Regions from separate parts of the Homo sapiens genome. Here region 2 is linked to region 1. Evidence: chromatin contacts called from ENCODE Hi-C or POLR2A ChIA-PET data. All regions are on one chromosome and are shown on one strand. Each heading gives the region's core, a stretch centred on a gene start or an enhancer-like site at or near the end of the contact. The rest is flanking DNA. Distances are from core to core; before and after follow the strand shown. Region 1 overlaps EPHA2 (EPH receptor A2). Region 2 overlaps FBXO42 (F-box protein 42).

What was found. A loop is a pair of places that touch in the nucleus more often than their neighbours do. ChIA-PET counts read pairs that join two places held with the same protein, here RNA polymerase II (POLR2A). Pooled maps may share reads with other maps.
Region 2: a pooled map shows a loop between it and region 1 (2.4-fold over the local background). The contact joins two enhancer-like sites. A Hi-C loop is called at or near these places in 2 of 50 pooled maps. POLR2A ChIA-PET finds 5 or more read pairs at or near these places in 2 of 52 experiments (GM10248 and naive thymus-derived CD8-positive, alpha-beta T cell).

The regions. Positions count from the first base shown.
Region 1 is chr1:16,142,241-16,150,046 of GRCh38, reverse strand. EPHA2 (EPH receptor A2) reads left to right here. Exons shown (of 17, transcript NM_004431.5): 3 at 1,000-1,669. Among named protein-coding and RNA genes, the nearest start is that of EPHA2-AS1, 9.1 kb to the left of the region's middle. RefSeq lists enhancers at 3,027-3,555, 5,141-5,669, 5,670-6,197, 7,709-7,806. Within about 2 kb of position 4,311, at least 33 of the 41 ENCODE cell types and tissues checked have a DNase peak (open chromatin) inside an H3K27ac peak, as active enhancers do.
Region 2 is chr1:16,295,315-16,303,120 of GRCh38, reverse strand. All of the region lies in intron 3 of FBXO42 (F-box protein 42), which reads left to right. Among named protein-coding and RNA genes, the nearest start is that of FBXO42, 53 kb to the left of the region's middle. Within about 2 kb of position 4,345, at least 6 of the 41 ENCODE cell types and tissues checked have a DNase peak (open chromatin) inside an H3K27ac peak, as active enhancers do.

The DNA.
Region 1 (7,806 bases), core at 3,062-5,561:
GGAACACGGGTCACCTAATACAACCCAGTCTTTATACAGAGTGGGAAACTGAGGCCCAAGGGCATGTAGGGCCTTGGCCAACGCCACACAGTATAGCCCGGGCCTCTGTCCTCCTCCCCTGTGCTTTCATTCATTCTTTTGTTTATTCATTCAACAAACGCTTCCCTGAGCACCTACTCTGTCTCAGGCCGGCTCTCGGGACACAGGACACAGGTGAATTAGATGCAGACTCTGGCTGAGGAGCTCAGAATCTCATGTGGGAGCCCAGATGTGGGTGTCCCCATGTGCCGTGCCAAGTGCACTTTGGTAAATGGCAAGGGGTACAGGGTAAAGGGAACATGGCAACTTTGGGAGTTGGGTGGCGGGGGGCACCTGGCCCAACTGTAGCCTAACCTGGGAATTCTTTCTGGAGAAGGCTGAGTTATGATCCAGGGAGGGAGGAACATGTTCATCTGCTGCAAAGCCAAATTCTAAATGACGGAGAGCATCATCCGTTGTTTTTGACTTAATGCCACTCCTGCGTTTGCCAACACACATGGGTGCATGGTGAATAATACCAAGAGTAACAATAATCATACTGGCTGCCCGTATGCCTGTTACCTTGTGCCAAGCACTGTGTTCAGCCAGTGTAGACATTCTGTCCTTTATCCTCACAGCAATTCTGTGAGGTAGGGGGTCTTGCTCCCATTGTACAGATGAGGAAATTGCGGCTTAGAGAGCATAACCCACCTGAGGTCACATGGAGTCCCGGACTCCACCTGCAGGCTCACAACCTAATAGAGAGGTTTGGCTTCCAGACATGTGCCAGAAAGACCAGGGGCCAGATTCCAGCTCAGCCACTTATGGATGCAGCCCCCACCCGCCTCAGGCCTCAGTTTCCTTCACCGTAGAACCCGGAGAGCACGAACTGGAAAGCATCTTCCTAGTGCCCTACTCTGCCACCTGGGCCTCAGTTTCCCCAGGCACCTGCCCACACTAACCTGTATCTTCCCCCCACAGTGGGACCTGATGCAGAACATCATGAATGACATGCCGATCTACATGTACTCCGTGTGCAACGTGATGTCTGGCGACCAGGACAACTGGCTCCGCACCAACTGGGTGTACCGAGGAGAGGCTGAGCGTATCTTCATTGAGCTCAAGTTTACTGTACGTGACTGCAACAGCTTCCCTGGTGGCGCCAGCTCCTGCAAGGAGACTTTCAACCTCTACTATGCCGAGTCGGACCTGGACTACGGCACCAACTTCCAGAAGCGCCTGTTCACCAAGATTGACACCATTGCGCCCGATGAGATCACCGTCAGCAGCGACTTCGAGGCACGCCACGTGAAGCTGAACGTGGAGGAGCGCTCCGTGGGGCCGCTCACCCGCAAAGGCTTCTACCTGGCCTTCCAGGATATCGGTGCCTGTGTGGCGCTGCTCTCCGTCCGTGTCTACTACAAGAAGTGCCCCGAGCTGCTGCAGGGCCTGGCCCACTTCCCTGAGACCATCGCCGGCTCTGATGCACCTTCCCTGGCCACTGTGGCCGGCACCTGTGTGGACCATGCCGTGGTGCCACCGGGGGGTGAAGAGCCCCGTATGCACTGTGCAGTGGATGGCGAGTGGCTGGTGCCCATTGGGCAGTGCCTGTGCCAGGCAGGCTACGAGAAGGTGGAGGATGCCTGCCAGGGTGAGTGACGGTTCTGGGTTGCAGGGAAGGGGGTTCTGCATTCCCAGGTTCTGGTCTTTAGCTTTGGAATCATGGAATCTTGGTAAGCTCATCCCTGCTTTGACACACATTAGTTCTGTTAGTGGAAATTATAGATCCTTCCCAGACATCAGTTTCCTTATTAAGGCTGGACTAACTCATTCATTAAGAATGAATGAATTGTGGCTGGGCACGGTGGCTCATGCCTGTAATCCCAGCACTTTGGGAGGCTGAGGTGGGTGGATCACTTGAGCCCAGGAGTTTGAGACCAGCCTGGGCAACATAATGAAACGCCGTCTCTACCAAAAACACAAAAATTAGCTGGGTGTGGTGGCATGCACCTGTAATCCCAGCTACTTGGGAGGCTGAAGCACGAGAATCAATTGCTTGAACCCGGGAGGTGGAGGATGCAGTAAGCTGAGATCGCACCACTGTACTCCAGCCTGGGGTGACAGAGGAGATGCTTGTCTGAAAAAAAAAAAAAGAATGAATGAATTGAGAAACAGCAGAATGTGGAGTTTATGATTGATGACTCTGAAACAAGAATGCCTGTGTTCAAATCCCAGGTCTACATTTTTAGCTGTGTGGCTTTAGGCCATTTCCTTGACCTCTCTGTGCCTGGGTTTCCTCATCTGTAAAATGGAGAGGATCATAGCGTCTATCTCGTAGGGTGGCTGTGATAATCAAATGACTTAATAGTAAAGTGCTTAGGTCAGTGCCTGCCACATGAGTACTTTTAAATGTGGCTGTTATTTTTGATTCATCCCACGAATGTATACTGAGTAGCTCTGGTACAGCGGCACTGTGGTCCCACGGTGGAGTACCAGGAGCAAGTTCCATGTCTGTTATCAGCTCACTATGTGGCCTTAGGCAAGATACTTAAACTCCCTGGGCCTCAAACTCCTCTTTCGTACATAGAAGTGACTGAGTTGGACCCGGGGTGCACATCCCCTGGCTGCATATCAGGATCACCCGCGGAGCTTTTGGGAAATGCTTCTGTTGAGGGAGAGGTTGGAGGGGGGCCAAGGGTCTGCCTTTCTTGTCTGAATGTCCCCAGGGCCACAAATTTCCCATTGGGACCTCTATTGATTTTCCACTGGGGCCTCTATAGATGACACACTGGGCCCAGAAAAGGGCCAATTCATTCAGACTCTCCTTGGGGAATGAGGCTTGGGCATTAGTGAGTTCACATGGAGGAAGCCGTGGCGTGGTGTGGCCAGGGCCTGTGACAGCGGAAATCTCCACAGCAATGTGGATTTTCAATGGGTGACTTTTTCTGGAAATGGCCATGAGGCAGAGCATTTGTGGAATGCAGGCCAACCTTTGGAGGGCTGGCTCATTCCCTCTCTCTGGCAGCTTCTTTGCTGAGATAAGCGGGACGTTAAGGAATTGGAGGTTTAGTGGCTGCGTTGCACACACCTTGGCTAACTCCCCCCTCATCTCTGGTCTTGGGTTTCCTTTGAGTAAAATGAGAAAGTTCAACAGCACCAGCAGACTTTATGCTTGTTTTCTAGCCATGGATCCTGCAGCCCCTGGAGGGGGTTGAAGGGTTGGAGGACACTGAAGCCCTTTGTGATGGGCCCTACTTGCCTCCTAAAGCAAGTCCTCAGAACCTTACTTAACACGGTCTGTAAACCCCCCGATGAGAAGTTCCCTACGAGCTTTCTGGCCATAAGCCTGTGGTGTAGGCTCTGCTCCGGCCCATGCCATCGCCCCCTTGTCTTCCCAGCTCCCCTCTGCTGAGCGAGCCCCCCTTCCCCAGGCGGCCCCTGCTTTAGGTGACCTCGAATGCATACTCTCAGTTTCAGACAATGAGTGCGGTTGAGGGGGCCGGGACGAGGCAGCCCAGTGGGGCGAGCAGGCTCCTCCCACATGACATCCTCGCACAAGAATGCGGGGGTGGGGGTGAGGGGCAGCTGAAAACTTTCCACAGGCTGGTGAGGCAGGCCCCGCAGAGATAAGTGGACGGTTGGGGTGGGGGTGTCTCTCCAGGAAGCGGGGCAGCCTTCCCTCCTCTAGAGGTGGGGGGTCAGGGTTCTGGCAGATTTTGTTTGCAGAGAGCCGAGCAGCCCCCTGTTGGGAAGATCAGCCCAGCAGGAGGACAAGTTTCCAAGAGCGAAATTTCCGACTTAGTTCGTGGAACCCTGTCAATCGCTAGTCACCTACTGCCGGATTGTTCCTCCTCGGGATCCTCCCACCAAAATTCCTTTCAGTGTGGCTGGGTGCCGGTGCGCGAGATGCCAGGAACGCCCGGCTGGCTCCTCTTTATACCTCTAGACTTCTCTCAGCAGCCCCTGGCCATGCTGCTGCTGGAAGTGATGACAGTCGCTACCGTAGACGGGTGTCGTCCGAGGGGCAGGCGCTGAGCCAAGCAAGCGCTTTATCAGACATGCGAGCGGAATCCACACCGCCTTTCTGCGTGGCAGGGACTGTGATCAATCCCATTTGATAGACCAGGAAACTGAGGTTCAGAGAGCTAAAGAGGCTTGCCTGAAGTCACACAGCTAGGATGTGGCTGCATCAGGATCTGAATCCAGGCGGTGCAGCGGCGCCCAGGCTGCAGGATGGGTCAGGAAATGGGGCGGGAAGTGACCAGTTCCTTTGGAATCCCTGACTCAGCTCCTGGCCCTGGGGTAGGCTCTCTGGCCAGCCCTGGGGATGGCAGGGTCTGTTGCAGGGGCTTGGGGGCTCTGTTGGAGGCAGGGGTCCTGGAGAGGGCACTGCTGGGTACATTGAGGGAGAACCAGAGGGAGGCACAGGGTCTGCCCTCCCTGCCGGACCCTCCCCAGGCCTGGAGACCCAGATTCTTTCACTGGGGCTCCTGCTGGTGACAAACCAGACCCAGAGCGAGGCGGGGCACCCTGAGGTCACCTGGCACCTTGTCTAGGTTATTCCCAGTTTGTCCGTTTCTCCTCAGGGTTCTTTCCCCAGGAAGCCCAGAGCTCAGGAAAGAGTTAAGTGGGCAGAGGAAGGGAGGCACCTCCCAGGTGCTGTGTGCGGCAGGTGGGCACGCTGCCCGGAGCGCTCCCATGAACTATGTCAGGAATGAGCCAGCTTCCCTTGGTTCCCCCGCCCTGCCCCCGGCCCTGCCTGCGGGGACAGTGGAGTCGCTCGGGCTGACCGCTGTCCCCCGGGGGCTGCTTTGTCTCCATGTCTCCGCTTCCTGTGCTGGCCTCAGCAGCTGGCGGGGCCCCTGCTGGCGCCTCAGCCCTGGGGACCGCTGGTCAGGTGAGCAGGTGGCCAGCAGCCTTGGCCAGTGGCTCAGCTGAACAGCTGGGAGGCCAGAGCTGGGGTTGTGGGGAGTTGGAGATTCCCTCCTGAGAGGCTCCTGCTCCCTCAAGGGGCCCAGCCCCTTGGGGAGGTCCCCTCCCTACTGTAGTTTCATGATCCCCTAGTTCATAGGGACACCGCATTCCAGGCACCATGCTGGACATCTCATAAGCAGGGCTTTCTTCCATCTTCACACACAACCCAGAGAGGATGAGGACTTGATCCCCATTTTACAGATGAGGAAACTGAGGTCCGGAGAGGAAGCAGTGAACAGTGACCAAAAGAACGGGGGCCTGGCACAGGAAGGCAGTTGCCCCTGGTGTGTGTCCTTCCACCCACAGGCTGTATGACCTTAGCAGGTCCCCTTGGGGTCCCACCCCCATCTGTAAAATGAGTGGGCTGGACCTGTGGCCCTGAAGGACGCTGTCAACCTGGTGATCCGAGCTTCCCTCCTGTGGTTTCCCACTGGGGCTCAGTCTGAACACCGGGGAAGCTGTTGACTGTGTGACACAAGTGTGGTGAGGAGGGGTCCCACTGCTTACAGCCCCAGTGGCCTAAAGTCCATAGCTGACAGGGAGGAGTCCCCTGGCCAGGGTATGTCTGTGGTTAAGGTGGTCTTTAGACAGGGTGGTCTCGGGCCATGGCAGGGGCTGCTGGCAGGATTCCTGTTTCATCAGATCACAGTTGGTCCCCCAGGTGGAAGACTCTGGGAGCTGCTGGCTGTGGCTCGCAGGCTTTGTCCCCTGCTGGGAAGTCCCACCAGGCCTTATTTCTGTGATGTTTCTTCTGGCCTACAGAGGTGGGACCACGGTGGCAGCACCCCCAGCCCCCCATGGTGGCTCTCACCTCTGTGCCCTGTCTGCCCCACCCTCAGCTCACACTGGGGGCAAAGCTAGGCGCTGGCATCTCCGCTGGGCGGGCACCGGCTTCTCCCTCCCTCCCTCTCTCCCTCCTGGAGGTAAGTGGGTCCCCAGAACGGAAGGAAGGAGGCGAGGGAAAGCAAACAGAAGATGAAAGGCTGGAGGCAGGACAGGAGCGGTAGGCGGGGGCTGAGGTGGGGAGTGGTGCTTATCAATGGTGGAGGAATGTGCCTGCAGATAGCTCCCTAGGGTGTGTGTGAAAGGGACAGGGTGCTGGCAGCCGTCAGGCCCTGGGGGCAGCCCCCCTTCTGCAGAGACGACAGGGCCTGCTGGGAGCAAGAAGCCACCAGGGCCTGAGGTTGTCAGCTCCCTCATTTGCTGGGTCAGTAACCCATAGGTCGCCATTTGCCGTCTGTCAGGGCCCAGAGACAAAGTCCAAGCTCCACATCCCTGGGCCAAGGTGGTTCCTGCGGTCACCTGCTGGGCCTGGCTTGGGCGGTGACTGGCCCTAGGTGAATTGCCACCATGACCTCTTGACCTCACAACCTTGCCATTGCCAGCCTGGGAGGTGGCTGTGCCTTGGGAGGAGGGGCTCCACTGGGGGCTGGACTTGCGTCACGATAAGGGCGTCTGTCCCTGAGTCACCTCATGCTGCCACCTGAGGGGCGGGCATCAGGAACTGGAAAAACCAGGGTATAGCCGGAGGTGCAGCCACTGTGCCCCAGTTCCCCTGCTCGGAGTAGCCCAGGCCTGCCAGACAACCGGGGCCAGAACAGCTCTCCACAGGTGTGCCACAGGTGTGCCAAAGTTAGGCTCTTGTGTAAGGCAGGTAGGCATCCTGGTGGACCTTCTCCACAGTGTCTCTCTGGGCGCTGAAACACTGCTCATTTCTCTGGCCCTGGAGTGCATATTTCACATGCACATGGTAGGTTTGCCACCCATTCTCTCTCCCACTCACTCTTCCATCCACCTGTCCACCCATCCACTCATCCATCCATCCACCCCTCCACCCATCCACCCCTACATCCATCCATCCATTCATCCATCCATCCATCCATCCATCCATCCATCATCCATCCATTCACTCGTCTACCCGCCAACCCACCAAACCACCCATCCACTTGTCCATTCATCTATCCATCCATCCATCCACTCATACCCCCCTCCACCCATCCATCTGCCCACCCCTCCACCCAACCACCCACCTATCCACCCATCCATCCATCCATCCATCCATCCATCCATTCATCCCTCCACCCACCCACCCTCCTGCCTATCCATCCCTCATCCATCCATCTACTCATCCATCCGTCCACCCACCAACCCACCCATCCACTTGTCCATTCATCTGTCCATCCTCCGCCCCATCCATCCATCTATCCACCCCTCCACCCAGCCATCCACCTATCCATCCCGCATCCATCCATCCACTCATCCACCTGTCCACCCACCAACCCACCCATCCACTTGTCCATTCATCTGTCCATCCTCCCCACCCATCCATACATCCATCCATCCAACCACCACTCCACCCACCCACCCATCCATCCCTCATCCATCCATCCACTCATCCACCTGTCCACCCACCAACCCACCCATCCATTTGTCCATTCATCTGTCCATTCATCCACCCACTCATACCCCCCTCCACCCATCCATCCATTCATCCACCCACCCATCCATCCACACACTCATCTACCCATCCACCCACCAACTCACCCATCTATCCATCCATCCATCTGTCTGTCCATCCATTCAGCAAACATTAACTGAGCACCGCTGGGCCATGGGACACAGATAAATTGGTCTCCATTCCTGCTCCTCAGGAGCTGCTGGTCTCACGGAAGCTCCTGATACATGCAGGAATAATTTCAAATGGAGCATAAAAGCCAAGTTTTGAATTCCCCTGGAGCTGAAACAGTGTTTATCTGTCTCACCATCGCATCCTAGCACCCAGCATTGTGCCAGACACGTATGAAGTGCCCATTT
Region 2 (7,806 bases), core at 3,096-5,595, 150 kb before region 1:
TGTTATGTCTTAAACTTCCTTATTTGCCCTTCCCTTTTTTTCTTTTTTGAATTAGTTTTTGAAATTTTTAATTGTGTTTTGCCATGTTGTCCAGACTGGTCTCGAACCCCTGAGCTCAAGCAGTGTGCCCGCCAGATATGGTTTGGCTCTGTGTCCCCACCCAAATCTCATCTCCTCCAGTGGTAATCCCCATGTGTCAAGGGAGTGACCTGGTGGGAGGAGACTGGATCATGGGGGCGGTTTCCTCCATGCTGTTCTTGTTATAGTGAAAGAATTTTCATGAGATCTGATGGTTTAAAAGTGGCGGTTTCGGCTGGCCGCAGTGGCTTACGCCTGTAATCCCAGCACTTTGGGAGGCTGAGGAGGGCGGATCACTTGAGGTCAGGAGTTTGAAACCAGCCTGGCCAACATGGTGAAACCCCGTCTCTACTAAAAATACAAAAATTAGCCGGGCCTGGTGGCGGGTGCCTATAGTCCCAGCTACTTGGGAGGCTGAGGCAGGAGAGTTGCTTGAACCCCTGTGGTGCAGGTTGCAGTGAGCTGAGATTGCACCACTGCACTACAGCCTGGGCAACAGAGCGAGACTCCGTTTCAAAAAAGAAAAAAAGGTGGCAGTTTCCCCTGTGCTCTTTCTCCTGCTGCTTTGTAAGAAGTTGCTTGATTCTCCTTTGCCTTCTACCATAAATGTAAGTTTCCTGAGGCCTCTCCAGCCATGTGGAACTGTGAGTCAGTTAAACCTCTTTCCTTTATAAATTACCCAGTCTTGGATAGTTCTTTATAGCAGTGTGAAAATGGACTAATACACTACCTCAGTCTTGCTAAGTGCCTAGATTACAGGCGTTGAGCTACCGCACCCGGCCTGCCCTTCTTAATGGACTGAAAGTGTCCTGTTCTCTAAAAGTCATCTCAAAGATAAAATCAAAAGCCACATTTTTTACCAACTTCTCTCAGATTCCTCGCCGTAGATATTAAGCTCTTTTCTTCCTCTCTGCTTCCCTAATATACTATTCATACCTTCCTCCATTATTTATTACCATCTGTCTTTTGCCATTATTATCTGTGTGAGAGAGGCTGCATGCTAAAAAGGAAAGGCCTTTGGATGTGGGAAGCAAGTTTCTTGGCTTGTCTGACCCACAGTTTCTTTGTCTGAAAAATGGATATGACAAATTCTGTTTGTGCCATAGATTGCTGAGAAATGCATTTAAGAAAACACTTGTAAAAATATGTTTTAAAGTCGAGGCAGGAGAATGACTTGAGCCCAGGTGTTTGAGACCAATTTGGGCAACATCTCTATTTAAAATTAAAATATATGTATATATTTTAAGCTGTAAAAAAGTAGGATGATGATGATGTCTCCCCCACAAGATTGTCGTCTACTTGAAGATAGACAGGCTCCATGTCTTAGACATTCTTGTACCGTTTCTTTTTTTTTTGTTGTTTTTTTTTTTTTGAGATGGGGTCTCACTCTGTCACCCAAGCACCCAGGCTGGAGTGCAGTGGCGCGGTCTTGGCTCACTGCAGCCTCTGCCTCCCAGATTTAAGCTATTCTCTTGCCTCAGCCTCCCAAGTAGCTGGGATTACAGGTGCCTGCCACCACGCGCAGCTAATTTTTGTAGTTTTAGTAGAGACGGGGTTTCGCCCTATTGCCCAGTCTGGTCTCAAACTCCTGGGCTCAAGAAATCTGCCCATCTCAGCCTCCCAAAGTGCTGGGATTGCAGGTGTGAGCCACCGCACCCAGCCTTCTTGTACTGTTTCACAACACCTTGTTCATAGTTGATATCTAATAAATTTGGTATCAATATATTTTGATACCTAATAATTTTTGTGGACTTAAGTGCAACAAAGGTATGCACAGTATAGTATCTTTCCTATGGAAAAGTCTGGGACAAAAAAGTCAGGTGAAGTAAAAAGGCCAATTCTAGGGCCAGGTGCAGAGGCTCACCCCTGTAATCCCAACACTTTGGGAGGCCAAGGCAGGTGGATCACTTCAGGCCAGGAGTTGGAGACCAGCCTGGCCAACATCGTGAAACCCTATCTCCACTAAACATACAAAAATTAGCTGGGCGTGGTGGGCGCACGCCTGTAATCCAGCTACTCGGGAGGCTGAGGCAGGAGAATCGCTTGAACCTGGGAGGCAGAGGTTGCAGTGAGCCAAGATTATGCCACTGCACTCTAGCCTGGGTGACAGAACAACACTCTGTCTCAAAAAAAAAAAAAAAAAAAAAAAGGCCAATTCTAGCTTTTTGGTGAATGTGTGCATAGCTAATCATGCAAGCTTTAATTAATGTAGAATGTCCTTTTCAGATTGATGTAGGGGGTCTCCTGAGTCCCCAACATCATGCATTGAAAAATGTTTCAGTGTTGTAGGTGTCACATATAGTCAGGTAGTTTCATACACAATGCTCATCATGCTCCTGCAGGAGCCAGCAGGCCCAGACTGGATAACCGCCCTTGCTTCTTCATAGTTACGTAATTAGAGACCTTATCAAATATGTTCTGGCTTGTAGGTGTGAGACACATGACAGCATAGTCTCTTTAAGCATGGGATAAATGCCTCAGGATCTTTCCCTGGAGACAGGTGAAGAAACAAAAGAGAATTTGACGTCTGAAAATGCAAAAGCATATCATTCATTTAGTGAGCATTTATTGAATGCTCCATACACCATGGAAAAGATGAAACTACTGGAAGATCTTGCACTTGAGATGATTATAGAATAGTGGAGAAGTATTCAGAACTGTGAAGAACTGTTTGCTTGCTCTGTGTGTAATTAAATTGTGACTATTTGACTTGTATTTTAATAGGGATGATTAGTATGTGTCGTAAACTAAGCCCATTTCAGAAAACTTGAAGAGATTTACCAGTTGGAATAGACACTCTCAGTATTATTTGTTAGCCCAGTATTCATACTGTACTGTGAGCTGTAACTGTATAGCACATTCTAGTGGTCTAGATGTTCTGAAAGGAAAATTTTCTATTTAGGTTGAGAACTTGTGAAAAGGGAAATTACTACTGGAGCACTGGGAGTTGCTCAAATTCTTTTTCCTAAAAGGTTCATTTGAACTTGTTGGGTCTTCCTCCCTGCCCCTGCCCCTCTCAGATCAATCTATAGGTGTCTTAAATAAAAAATAGGCAATAAGTAAAGTTCAGTAGGCTAGGGTGCTTAAAATAGTTGAGTGTGGCCGGGCATGGTGGCTCACGCCTGTAATCCCAGCACTTTGGGAGGCCAAGGCAGGTGAATCACGAGATCAAGAGATTGAGACCATCCTGGCCAACATGGTGAAACTCCATCTCTACCAAAAATACAAATATTAGCTGGGCATGGTAGCGCGTGCCTGTGGTCCAAACTACTCGGGAGGCTGAGGCAGGAAAATCGCTTGAACCCAGGAGGCGGAGGTTGCAGTGAGCCGAGATCGTGCCACTGCACTCCAGCCTGGGTGACAGAGCGAGACTCCATCTCAAAAAAATAATAATAATAATAATTAAGCGTATTATTGATAGTTATTTTCTCATTCCATTATATCTGAGTTCTAAATATAGCTGCCTAAACTGACTCCCTTCCTCTCCCAACTTTGTTGATAATTGACTGCTGGTCACTGAAAATACAGTAGTGTGTGAAACTTGCCATTTTAGTGCCATTAGCTTTGCATACTTTGGGCTGTGCCTTCCTCTTCCAGAAACCTTTGTTTGCTCAAGAGAAGCAGGAAAATGCCAATTGCCCTATTTTAGTGTGGGATTAAAATACATGTGGTAAGGACCTCAGGGCCCCGCTGTTGGCTGGGTTTTCAGTCCAAATAGAGAAGAAAAATGTGGGCTGGGTGCGGTGGCTCGTGCCTGTAATCCCAGCACTTTGGGAGGCCGAGGCGGGCGGATCACGAGGTCAGGAGATCGAGACCAGCCTGGCCAACATGGTGAAACCCCGTCTCTACTAAAAATACAAAAAATTAGCCAGGCATGGTGGCACATGCCTGTAATCCCAGCTACTCGGGAGGCTGAGGAGGAGAATTGCTTGAACCTAGGAGGCAGAGGTTGCAGTGAGCCAAGATTGTACCATTTCACTCCAGCCTGGGTGACAGAGCAAGACTCTGTCTCGAGGAAAAAAAATTAAAAAGGAAAAATGTTTGTTACCTTTTTGAAAAATACAGGCACTGTGTTCTTTTGCTACACTAAGGAAGCAGCTGCCAAGAAGTTATCTGTGAGGAACTGGGAGACGTAACAAACCCTTGACTCTTTTAGTTATGAAATCATGGATTTGTTTTATTAAGCAATGTTATAATGGACACTAGTTAAGGTTTCAGAAGTCATAGGACATTGGCCGGGCGCGGTGGCTCACGCCTATAATCTCAGCACTTTGGGAGGCCGAGGCGAGCGGATCACCTGAGGTCAGGAATTCGAGACCAGCCTGGCCAACATAGTGGAACCCCATATCTACTAAAAATACAAAAACTAGCTGGGCGTGGTGGTGGGCGCCTGTAATTCCAGCTACTTGGGAGGCTGAGGCAGGAGAATCACTTGAACCTAGGAGGCGGAGGTTGCAGTGAGCCAAGATTGTGCCACTGCACTCCAGCCTGGGTGACAGAGTGAGACTCCATCTCAGAAAATAAATAAATAACTCATAGGACATTGCTAATTTCTTTTTCTGGAGGTCTGGAATATCAAGAGGAGAAGAATGTGCTTTTACTGAGCCAACCTGGTACCAGTTGGCTCATTTCAAAATTGCCCCATTTTTTAGGATTACTAGGTCAAGATATGTCTAAGAGGACCAGGATATCTGGAGTTGAGCTCCTTTAGTGGAGATTAAAATGTGGCTCCAGTAATTGTCCTTTTGTTTGTCTAATGTCTTCTAACTTGATCCTTTGTTATTTGTAGTTCTTTGGTGTTTTTGTTTTTGTTTTTTGAGACAGAGTCTTGCTCTATCGCCCAGGCTGGGGTGCAGTGGCGCAATCTCAGCTCGCTGCAACCTCCACCTCCCGGGTTCGAGCGATTCTACTGCCTCAGCCTCCCCAGTAGCTGGGAGTTACAGGTGCATGCCACCATGCCAGACCAATTTTTGTATTTTTAGTAGAGAGGGGTTTCACCATGTTTGCCAGGCTGGACTCGAACTCCTGACCTCAAGTGATCCACCCGCCTCAGCCTCCCAAAGTGCTGGGATTACAGGCATGAGCCACTGTGCCCAGCCTGTTATTTGTAGTTCTTAACAGATCTGACATGTGAGCCATGGATTCATTGGACTTGACTTTTTTTTTTTTTTTTTTTGAGATGGAGTCTCACTCTGTCGCCCAGGCTGGAGTGCGGTGGCGGGATCTTGGCTCACTGCAAGCTCCGCCTCCCGGGTTCATGCCAGTCTCTTGCCTCAGCCTCCTGAGTAACTGGAACTACAGGCGCCTGCCACCACGCCCGGCTAATTTTTTTTTTTGTATGTTTAGTAGAGATGGGGTTTCCACTGTGTTAGCCAGGATGGTCTCGATCTGCTGACTTCATGATCTGCCTGCCTCGGCCTCCCAAAGTGCTGGGATTACTGGCGTGAGCCACCACGCCCGGCCTGGACTTGACTTCTTAGTAGAGTTCTGGGGATACCATAAATATTTTGCAGGTGTGAGCCTATTGATGGCTAGATGGTATTTTATTTCTTCAGATCTGTTTTGTCTAATTTCTTTGGTAATTTTAAAAGCCTGCAGCTCCATTATTCCACAGTGTCAGAGGTCAGATAATTTGGATTTAACCCTTCCACTGACTGAGATTATGGGGTTTAAGGCACTAAACATACTGCTTTCATTACCTCTTAACTTGCTCAGTTTTCTGACTTGGCCTTCTTACCGTAGAGAGTCCCAGGGGTCTAACAGGAGGGCTGAATTAAGGGAAAATAAAAGAAGGTGGGGGGCTGGGCGCATTGGCTCTCACCTATAATCCCAACACTTTGGGAGGCTGAGGCGGGTGGATCACCTGAGGTCAGGAGTTCGAGACCAGCTTGGCCAACACGGTGAAACCCTGTCTTCACTAAAATACAAAAATTAACTGGGTGTGGTGGTGTGTGCTTGTAATCCCAGTTACACCTACTCGGGAGACTGAGGCAGAAGAATTGCTTGAAGCTGGCAGGTGGAGGTTGCAGTGAGCCAAGATTGTGGCACTGGACTCCAGCCTCGGCCACACAGCAAGACTCTGTCTCAAAAAAAACAAAAAGCGGGGGGTGGGGGGTGCGGGGGAGGGGGGAGTTTATTCCCAGAGCTAGTATAGTGTGTATCACAGAGGTGATTATAGTAGTGGCATTGGATGAGTCAACAGTAGTAGCATTTCCCTTTTTCTGAACTCGGGTAACTAGTGCCAGAGTTCAGAAGAGACCTTAAAAATATTGGTGTGCTAAACTGAATTAGACCTACAAATATGCTAGATGATCATTAAAGCCATGCACAGGGCAATGAATCTGTGAATTTCTTGTTGGTGTTTTTTGTTTTTGTTTTTTTTTTTTTTTTTTTGAGATGGAGTCTTGCTCTGTCGTCCAGGCTGGAGTGCAGTGGCGCAATCTTGGCTCACTGCAACCTCCGCCTCCCGGGTTCAAGCGATTCTCCTGCCTCAGCCTCCTGAGTAGCTGGGATTACAGGCATGCGCCACCACGCCTGGCTAATTTTTTTATTTTTAGTAGAGACGGGGTTTTGCCATGTTGGCCAGGCTGGTCTCGAACTCCTGACCTCATGATCCGCCTGCCTCAGCCTCCCAAAGTGTTGGGATTACAGGCATGAGCCACTGCACCTGGCCTGAATCTGTGAATTTCTTTTTCCTTTCCCCTTCCTTTTATATGACACTGAACCGTTAGTTTCACATGAACATTGAGAAGTCTTTTTTGTTTACTTAATTTTATTTTATTTTATTTTTACCTCCTGCGTGCATGAAATGGATGGCAAGGAAAGCTTTGCTTGGGCCTCTTCCTGAAATCCAAGATGGCAAATGCAAGACTGTAAGGAATGTGATCGTCATTTCCAAAGGATAGAGACCGCAAGGGGCAGAACTTAGCACTCATGCATCTTTTCTAGACTCTGGCTTTGGTCTTTGTAGTTTTTGGGTAACAGCCCTTCTGATAGTCATTGCCTCTTTTTCTTAGGAATGCCTGGTGATGTGTATACAATCATCTAATCAAAGAAGGCTTTTTTTAGAGATCCTGGTGTTTTTTAAATGTTACCGTTCTGTTTTCTAGTCGGCTCCAACCAGCATGCCTTGGTAGCTCTTGGATACATATTGGGACTTAATGATTTCCATGCTTTTTCAATCTGTTGCTTTGGGACTAGTCCAAGACCATACTACTATTGAGTTTCCCCCACTGGCCTTTGGAATTAATAAAAACTGTATTTCTTCAATCACATTGGACTTTATGTGTGGTTACTTCATAGTATTGATTAAAATCATTTCATTGTGTGTCATATAAAGATTCATTTATTGGCCGGGCATGGTGGCTCATGCCTGTAATCCCAGCACTTTGAGAGGCCGAGGCGGGTGGATCACCTGAGGTCAGGAGTTCGAGATTAGCCTGGCCAACATGGTGAAACTCCATCTCTACTAAAAATACAAAAAAATTAGCTGGGTGTGGTGGTGCACACCTGTAATCCCAGCTACTTGGGAGGCTGAGGCAGGAGAATCGCTTGCACCTGGGAGGCAGATGTTGCAGTGAGCCGAGATCATGCCACTGCACTCCAGCCTGGCTGACAGAGGGAGACTCCATCTCAAAAAAAGAAAGAAAGAAAAAAAAAAGATTCATTTATTGATTTGTGCTTCAGGTTTAATTTGAAAACAAAAACAATAGGAGAATTGGAGGAAAG